3 separate regions of the Homo sapiens genome follow, and all the other regions are linked to region 1. A link is a contact called in ENCODE Hi-C or POLR2A ChIA-PET data. All regions are on one chromosome and are shown on one strand. The core of a region is the stretch at or near the end of the contact, and the rest is flanking DNA. Distances in the headings are between cores, read along the strand shown.

Region 1 (2,566 bases), core at 17-2,516:
AATTTCTTAAAAGAAAAAAAACCAAGCGAAGTCAGCAGGTGGCTGAGGTGTGTGGTAACCCTGGCCTTACCACTCTGATTCTCTGTCGTATCAGCTTCATGGATTTGATTGTCAAACCACATGTGGGCCACTGTCATCCGGTTCTGAGTCAGAGTTCCAGTTTTATCAGAGCAGATGGTGGACGTGGACCCCAAGGTCTCCACAGCTTCTAAGTTCTTCACTAAGCAGTTTTTCCTTGCCATGCGTTTGGCAGTAAGTGTCAGACAGACCTAAAAAATATTAGGAAGATTATTACTTCACTCAACCAGGCTGGAATTCTATACAGATTCTTGCTATATCCTAATGTGGAAGAAATTTGTCTAAAATTAAATCTCTCCAACCTTCTTCTGAAGTTTGAAGAAATAATAAGGGGAACCCATACATGAGGCTTCCCCTTCCTTCCAGAAAAGCAATCTATTAAGAAAAATAATAACAGGATTCTACCATATTCTATCCCCCTACTTGATCCCAAGTTCTTCTCCTTTCTCCACTGCACTGTTCAGGACCACGTGATAATTTAAAAGCAAAATGTATGCTTTGGGGTTATCTTACGTATAAACAAATGCTGAGGTTTTCTCACTGTCAAAATTCACCACGTGATGTGGCTCTCAAGAAGAACTATATCAAACATCCAGAATAAAACATAAGTTGGCAATACCTTAGAATAGGATAGCGGAAGAGTGTAACATTCGTGCAAGCTGATCTGAGTCAGGGTGACCATCACCTGCCTCTTACCGTGACAGTGGCCAGCAAACCTTCCGGCACATTGGCTACGATGATACCGATGAGGAAGATGACAGCCTCAAGCCAGGTGTACTCAAGGATGAGAGAAAGGATGAAGAAAGACACACCCAGGAACACAGCCACACCCGTGATGATGTGGATAAAATGTTCAATTTCTGCAGCAATGGGGGTCTGGCCTCCTTCCAGCCCAGAAGCAAGTGTGGCAATTCTTCCCATCACAGTGCGATCCCCAGTGTAGACAACAATACCACGTGCGGTGCCTTAAAAAGAAGGGGAGGGAGAACTGTACCTAATTGTATCTAACCTGAAGGAAGCCACGGATTTTACACAATTACATAGGATGACTAAAAAAACAAAAAGAGTTGATAAAAGCACTTTTTAAGGGCCAGCTCTTTGGCTGTACATGCTGTTTGGCAAAGGGACTTCTCTCCAGTAGCAGGACAGCAGCTCCAACACCCATGCCAGACTGGTGTTGTTGACAGAAGAGGCAGGGTGGAGGTGGAGGGAAGGGAAACTGCCACAAGGTTTCCTGCCAGCTAGGAAAACACCTCTGCTCTGTGCTTGACACAAGTTCTCAGAAATGGAGCCAATAAAACAAGAGATTGTGCCTATGGTTTTGATTTTGTTAATGCCCAAGAGAAATACCACGCCATGCTCAAAGTGCCCAAAAATGGCCTACCTTCAACACAATTGGTTGAAAAGAAGGCAATGTTCCTCGTCTCCAGGGGGTTTTCATTTGTGAAATCTGGAGACCTAGTCTGGGGTTCTGATTCACCAGTGAGCGAGGAGTTATCCACCTATATGTGAGGAAAAGAAGAAAAATGTCATGTGAATACACCAGCCTTATCATGGGCTACTGTACCCCTCAAATCAAGCTGCCCGAACAGCAGAGCTAGCTATGAGGTTTGTTAAAATAAAAGAGCTACCTTGCAGCCATTTGCAGATATGATTCTGAGGTCAGCAGGAATTCGGTCTCCTCCTTTTACTTCCACCAGATCCCCAACCACAACTTCCTCCGCATTTATGCTCATTTTCTCACCATTTCGAATCACAAGGGCTTGCTTTGGAAAAGAAACAATTTACACCGTTAGTATACCAACAAAGAGAAGGTAGTGTCCAAAACAAGAAAATAAAAATAGTCATAATCCTAATTACCTGAATACAAAACAAAGATATTATTCACTTTTTTATTTACACAAGTTACAAAAGCTTGCTCGCCAGTTTAAGAGATATTGCTGTTACATGGTGTGCCTGTATTCAGAGTTTACATTCAAAAGAAAGGCTACCACTTTTTGGATAGAAGGAAAATAGGTTGGTTTTGGGTGGGGTAGAAGACATCCATCTCTCTGATGAGTCATGTAATACTTGGAAAACCTTAACTTCACACTAATTCACAGGCTGACATGCTTGGGGCTGTCAAGTCATCCACTGGGGAAGGACAAAGCGTCTGGTACCTGAGGGACCATGTTTTTGAAGGATTCCATGATCTTTGAACTTTTAGCTTCTTGATAGTAGGAGAAGCAACCAGTTATGATTACAACGGCTGATAGCACCACACCCAGGTACAGCTGGAAGGGAAAAGACAAGTTAGGGCCCGTGGCTCTACACAATAATTAGGGACATTCAATTAATTTTTTGACTGAATAAAAAACAGATTTTTAATAGAGAAACCAAGATTTCAGAAATATAGAACTCATGTTTTCTTATTTATCCTTCTAAAGACCACACAGGAAGGGTCAGAAATGGAGTCAGGCACACCAACACTTGATCACTAACTGGACGT
Region 2 (2,566 bases), core at 39-2,538, 250 kb after region 1:
AAGCGGCCATTGCGGGAGGATGTGGAGGAAACTACAAGAAATAAATGGAAAGACTGAAGAGCTGGGAGGCATCTGAGCTGTCACATGTGGAGAAATTGGCCTTTCAGGGAGATACCTTCTATATTTTAGCAAGAGGGACGAAGGGGAGAATGGGCTTGCAGAATTTGCAGTGAAATTTTCTCATGTTTCCTCTGTGATGGTTTATATTTTCTTTACAAAGAATTTATCTGTGGTCTGGTATAGTTATCAGGAATGGTAGAGATGGGCAAATAGCACGAGGGGTAGGCATCTAAAATGAAAACATTTGTTCAGCAGTTATCCCATGCCAGGTACTCAACTAAGAGCCTTTTACATCCATCATTCCATTCGTTGCTCTCATTAACACTATGAGGTATATATTCTTTCATGATGCCTGTAACAGTTTCCTAGGGCCATAGGAAAATAACCAAATACCACAGACTAGGTGACTTAAATAACAGAAATGTATTTTCTCCCAGTTCTGGAGGCTGGTGGTCCAAGAGCAGGTGTGGACAGGCTGGTTTCTCCTGAGGCCTTTCTCCTTGGTCTGTGGGTGGCTGCCCTCTGCGCATGCACATCCCTGGCATCTCTCTGTGTGCTTAATCTCCTCTCCTTTAAGGATACCCGTCAGACTGAATCAGCTAATCACCTCTTTATTATTAACTTAATCACCTCTTTAAATACAGTCACATTCTGAGGTGCTGGGGGTTGGAGCTTGAACTTATGAATTGTGGTGGACACAATTCTGGCCATCACAATGCCCATTTTGGAGAGAAGGAACTAGAGACACAGAAAGGCCAAACAGCTTGCCAAGGTCATGCAGCTCCTCGGCATCAGAACTGGGATGCAGACGCAGGCAGGTCAACTGCGGTGGCTGAAAACCAACCATTCCTCTACACGCCTAGTCTTGGGCCTGGAAGAGTGAAGAAGGATTGAACGGTCTTTTGGAGAATTAAAAAAAAAAAAGAACAGAATAAAGGAGTAATATTCTCTGGCTTTTCTTAGCTGTGCAATCTGTCCCAGGAAACAGAATGGAGCTGAATGCCCCGGGAGCCTGGATGGACGGTCCTCTCATAGGCTCCCTTTTAAAATCTGAGTTTTAAGGAGAAAGATGTAAATCTCGGCTAAAATGGCAGGAAAGGTCAACAATTTGGCATGAGCTGGAATCCACTCATCCTTGCTCTGGAGGGACCAGGTGTAAGTTACGGGCTGAGAAGTGTGACACCTGCTGGGCTCCGAGGACGAGAATGGGTGGGACCTGGCTCCTTTCATATGTGTTCCCTTGCTGCCCTCTGCTGGCAAGAATTGGGAATACGCAGGAAGCTGCTGGTAGCCCTGCTTCCTGCAAAACCCTCAGATCTCAGGGGAAAGACGGAAAGAATCTACCGGAATCAGACTGTGGCGCACGTCAGTTCCTCCCTTTCCACACACGTACACACATATTGAACCAATGTTACAGTCAATTTTCACTTTTTAGCATTCCGTGACTGTGTAGCTGTTTTAAAAGTTGCTTAAGATGGTTTTTGTTTTGTTTTGAGACAGAGTCCCGCTCTGTAGCCCAGCCCAGGCTGGAGAGCAGTGGCCAGATCTCAGCTCACTGCAAGCTCTGCCTCCCAGGTTCAAGCGATTCTCCTGCCTCAGCCTCCCAAGTAGCTGGGATTACAGGTGCCCACCACCATGCCTGGCTAATTTTTGCATTTTTAGTAGAGACGGGATTTCACCACGTTGGCCAGGCTGGTCTGGAACTCCTGGCCTCAAGGGATCCGCCCACCTAGGCCTCCCAAAGTTCTGGGATTACAGGCCTCAGCCACCCTGCCCGGCCGAAATTAAATTTAAAACCTTATTACATTTGCCACCTTTTCAAAAATGATGTTTCCTAAGATACAAGAATATGAGAATTAGAATACAAATTTTTGATGATTTAACAAAATGTTAGTTTGTTCACCATTTTATATGCTCTTTTTAAATTTTTTTTTTAGAGACAGGGTCTCCCTTCCGGTGACTCCGTCACCCAGGCTAGAGTGCAGTGGTACAATCAAAGCTCACTGCAGCCTCAGACTCCTGGTCTCAAGGAATCCTCTCATCTCAGCCTCCTGAGCACCACATCCGGCTAATTTTTAAATTTTTTGTAGAGACGGGGTGTCAGTGTCTGGCTATGTTGCCCAGGCTGGTCTTGAACTCCTGGTCTCAAGTGACCCTCCTGTCTCAGCCTCCCACAGTGCTGGGATTACAGGCATGAGCCACTGCACCAAGCCTTCATGTTTTCAAAAATTGTAAACTCATTGTTGGTTTGGAAATTTTTTTTTCAATATTTTAAAATCATTACTTATTAAACGATAGCCTAGGGACCCCACCATTTGGTTACAGTACTTTTTTTTTTTAATCATACTTTAAGTTTTAGGGTACATGTGCACAATGTGCAGGTTAGTTACATATGTATACATGTGCCATGCTGGTGCGCTGCACCCACTAACTCGTCATCTAGCATTAGGTATATCTCCCAATGCTATCCCTCCCCCCTCCCCCCACCCCACAACAGTCCCCAGAG
Region 3 (2,566 bases), core at 20-2,519, 130 kb after region 1:
CTCCTCCCCCTAACCCCCAACAACCACCATTCTACTTTCTGTCTCTGTGACTTTGAGCACTGTAGTTACTTTGAATGAGTGCGTACAGTCCTGTATGAGTACGGTACTTGTTCTTTCATGCCTATTTTATTTCACTTAGTGTAATGTCCTCAAAGTTCCTCCATGTTGTAGCATATGTCAAAATTTCCTCCCTTTTTAAGGCTGAACTATACTCCACATTGTTTTCATCCATTCATCCATTAACGGGCCCTTGGGTTGCTTCCATGTTGTAGCTATTGTGAATAGCGCTGCTATGAACATGGACATACAAATATCTCCTTGAGTTTCTGCTTTTACTTCTTTTGTGTAAATACCCAGAAGTGGAATTGCTGGATCATATGGTAGCTTTATTTTTAATTTTTTGAGGAACTTCCACAAAGGTTGCACCATCATACGTTCCCATCAACAGTGCACAAGGTTTCCAATTTCTCCACATCCTCACTGACACTTGTTATTTTCTAGGTTTTTCTTTTCTTTCTTTCTTTTTTATTTTTTAATAAGCACTATCCTAGTGGGTTGAAGTGGTCCATAATTGTCTTTTAACCCTTAGGGGGCTTCTCTGACCAAGGACAAGCTTCAGGGGCAGATTTCTCGATCACAGCCCCAGGGAGTGAGTGGATTTTGACAGAGGGAACACAGGCCCCAGAACCACACTCCCTGACTCATTTACTCATCAGAATTACCCTAAATTCTAGCATCTTAGTTTCACAAGTGAGAAAACAGACTCAGTGTGGTTAAATGGTCTTTCCACGACACACAGCTGGTATTCGAACTGGGCCCCACACCACATAGGTGTGGAAGAACTGCGGTGTATGTCAGCATTCACACTGTACAACCTGAGTTCAAGGTAAGGACATTTTCTCTCTGATTCTCCCTGAGCAATACAACCCTGGGCAGAAGCTTCCACCACCCCTAGCCCACAGCTGTTCAGGCACCTGAAGGACTGGGTGAATAGGCAACAAAGCTGACTGCATTTATTATTTAAGCAAGCATCCCAGTGCACCTGTTGTGGTATTATGTTCTATTTATGATTACAATAAAATGTGTAGTCCCAGCATTAGAAGGTTTATGAGAGTTTCCTCAACTCTAAAACTCAGAGGGAGGGAGGGGCAGGTGCCAGCCAGCTGGGGTCCCTTCAAATGTGACTTGGTTGCAGTGACGGGCATAAAATTGATGCATTGGGCTTGGTTTTGCCTGATTTTTGTCCAAACAGCAGCAGTTAGGGAACTCTCCCTCTGGCACAGCTGGGTGGGGTCACTGAGATATGAATGCTTGGTACAGAGTGGTGAACCAGGAGATAAGGCAGGGAAAGGCTCCCCAGGATCCCAGCCGGAGAGGACTGGTCCCATCCAACCCAGCCTAGCAGTCGGCTGGCCTGTTCTACTTGGAAGTCTTTGTCCCAGACACAGGTATCTTAACTGCACCCTAAGGGATTACTGGTCATTCAACCTGCAGCCCTGGTAGAAGCCTTGGGAACCTTTTAAAAGTGAACACATAATTACTTCATTATGTCTCTCAGCCACAGGTTAGCTAGACTCCACTGTCTTCATGCCTGTTCTATTTATTTCAGAAATGACCATCACTGTTGTGACGTAGGTGTGGAGGGGCTAGAGGCCAGCCCAGTGGGAACTGTACCCTCAAGGAAGGCTAGGACAGGGACCAAGGGGTTCTGGCAAGCCCAGCTTTCAACAGCAACATGGAGCAGATGACAGTGGAGGAAGGGCCTGAGGCTTTACCTGAAAGGAAGCCCAGGAAAGGTCTAAGTGATAAAGGAATCTTTATGGATGGGGTCCATAGTTGCTGTGGCTTTGACACAAATTGTGCAAATATCACAATCCATGAGCTTGAAAACCAAATGGGGAAAATGAAAAGGTATGTGGACAGCTGGGGATGCAGAGGGATCTGTCACGGGCCTCTAATCAAAAGGAATGCCAGGGCAGAATGTGTGGTCAGTTATCAAAACATTACAGTATACTTTGGGAGGCTGAGACGAGAGGATCACTTGAGCTCAGGGGTTCCAGACCAGCCTGGGTTACACAGTAAGACCTTGTCTATACTAAAAATTAAAATTAAAAAAATTAGCTGGGCATGGTGGCACACACCTGTTTTCACAGCTACTTGGGAGGCTGAGGCAGGAGAATCGCTTTGGAAAAGGGAAGCTAGGTGAATTGAAAGAAAGAACAAGGCACCTGCATTTTGCTGTCAAGACACTCTCCCCCAGGCTCAGGTTTCTTCATGCTCAGCTCCTATTTTAGGCTTGGTGACTCAATAGCATCTTAGTCCTGGGAAGGACTTAGGGGCCAACTGGTCCAGCTGCACCATTTCACGATGGCTCACAAAAGGAAGGTAACTTGCCTAGTGTTACATAGATAGCTAGTGACAAAGTTCAGACTAAAACCTTGATTTCTTCACTCTCATTGCAGTGTTATTTCCATCACTTCATATGGTTTCAAAATTGCGCATTTCCCAGATCCCTCCTGTAAGACTTTGTCCCAGGACCCAGCACTGTAGACCCTTTGGACAGAAG

What was found. Hi-C counts contacts between places; a loop is a spot of excess contacts on that map. ChIA-PET counts read pairs that join two places held with the same protein, here RNA polymerase II (POLR2A). Pooled maps may share reads with other maps.
Region 2: a map of HepG2 shows a loop between it and region 1 (6-fold over the local background). The contact joins two enhancer-like sites. A Hi-C loop is called at or near these places in 4 of 168 maps with a recorded cell type or tissue (A673, Calu3 and HepG2) and 5 of 50 pooled maps. POLR2A ChIA-PET finds 5 or more read pairs at or near these places in 2 of 52 experiments (GM10248 and naive thymus-derived CD4-positive, alpha-beta T cell).
Region 3: a loop to region 1 is called in a pooled map, with 2.6 times the contacts of the local background. The contact joins two enhancer-like sites. A Hi-C loop is called at or near these places in 1 of 50 pooled maps. POLR2A ChIA-PET finds 5 or more read pairs at or near these places in 3 of 52 experiments (GM10248, MCF 10A and activated CD4-positive, alpha-beta T cell).

What each region holds. Positions count from the first base shown.
Region 1 is chr1:116,387,916-116,390,481 of GRCh38, reverse strand. ATP1A1 (ATPase Na+/K+ transporting subunit alpha 1) reads right to left here. Exons shown (of 23, transcript NM_000701.8): 5 at 2,238-2,351; 6 at 1,710-1,844; 7 at 1,463-1,580; 8 at 775-1,043; 9 at 71-269. Among named protein-coding and RNA genes, the nearest start is that of ATP1A1, 16 kb to the right of the region's middle. RefSeq lists an enhancer at 197-256. Within about 2 kb of position 1,266, at least 6 of the 41 ENCODE cell types and tissues checked have a DNase peak (open chromatin) inside an H3K27ac peak, as active enhancers do.
Region 2 is chr1:116,137,958-116,140,523 of GRCh38, reverse strand. It overlaps MAB21L3 (mab-21 like 3), which reads right to left. Exons shown (of 8, transcript NM_152367.3): 8 at 2,375-2,566. Among named protein-coding and RNA genes, the nearest start is that of MAB21L3, 28 kb to the right of the region's middle. RefSeq lists enhancers at 1,122-1,416, 1,515-1,564. Within about 2 kb of position 1,288, at least 5 of the 41 ENCODE cell types and tissues checked have a DNase peak (open chromatin) inside an H3K27ac peak, as active enhancers do.
Region 3 is chr1:116,255,859-116,258,424 of GRCh38, reverse strand. No RefSeq gene overlaps it. Among named protein-coding and RNA genes, the nearest start is that of ATP1A1, 120 kb to the left of the region's middle. Within about 2 kb of position 1,269, at least 4 of the 41 ENCODE cell types and tissues checked have a DNase peak (open chromatin) inside an H3K27ac peak, as active enhancers do.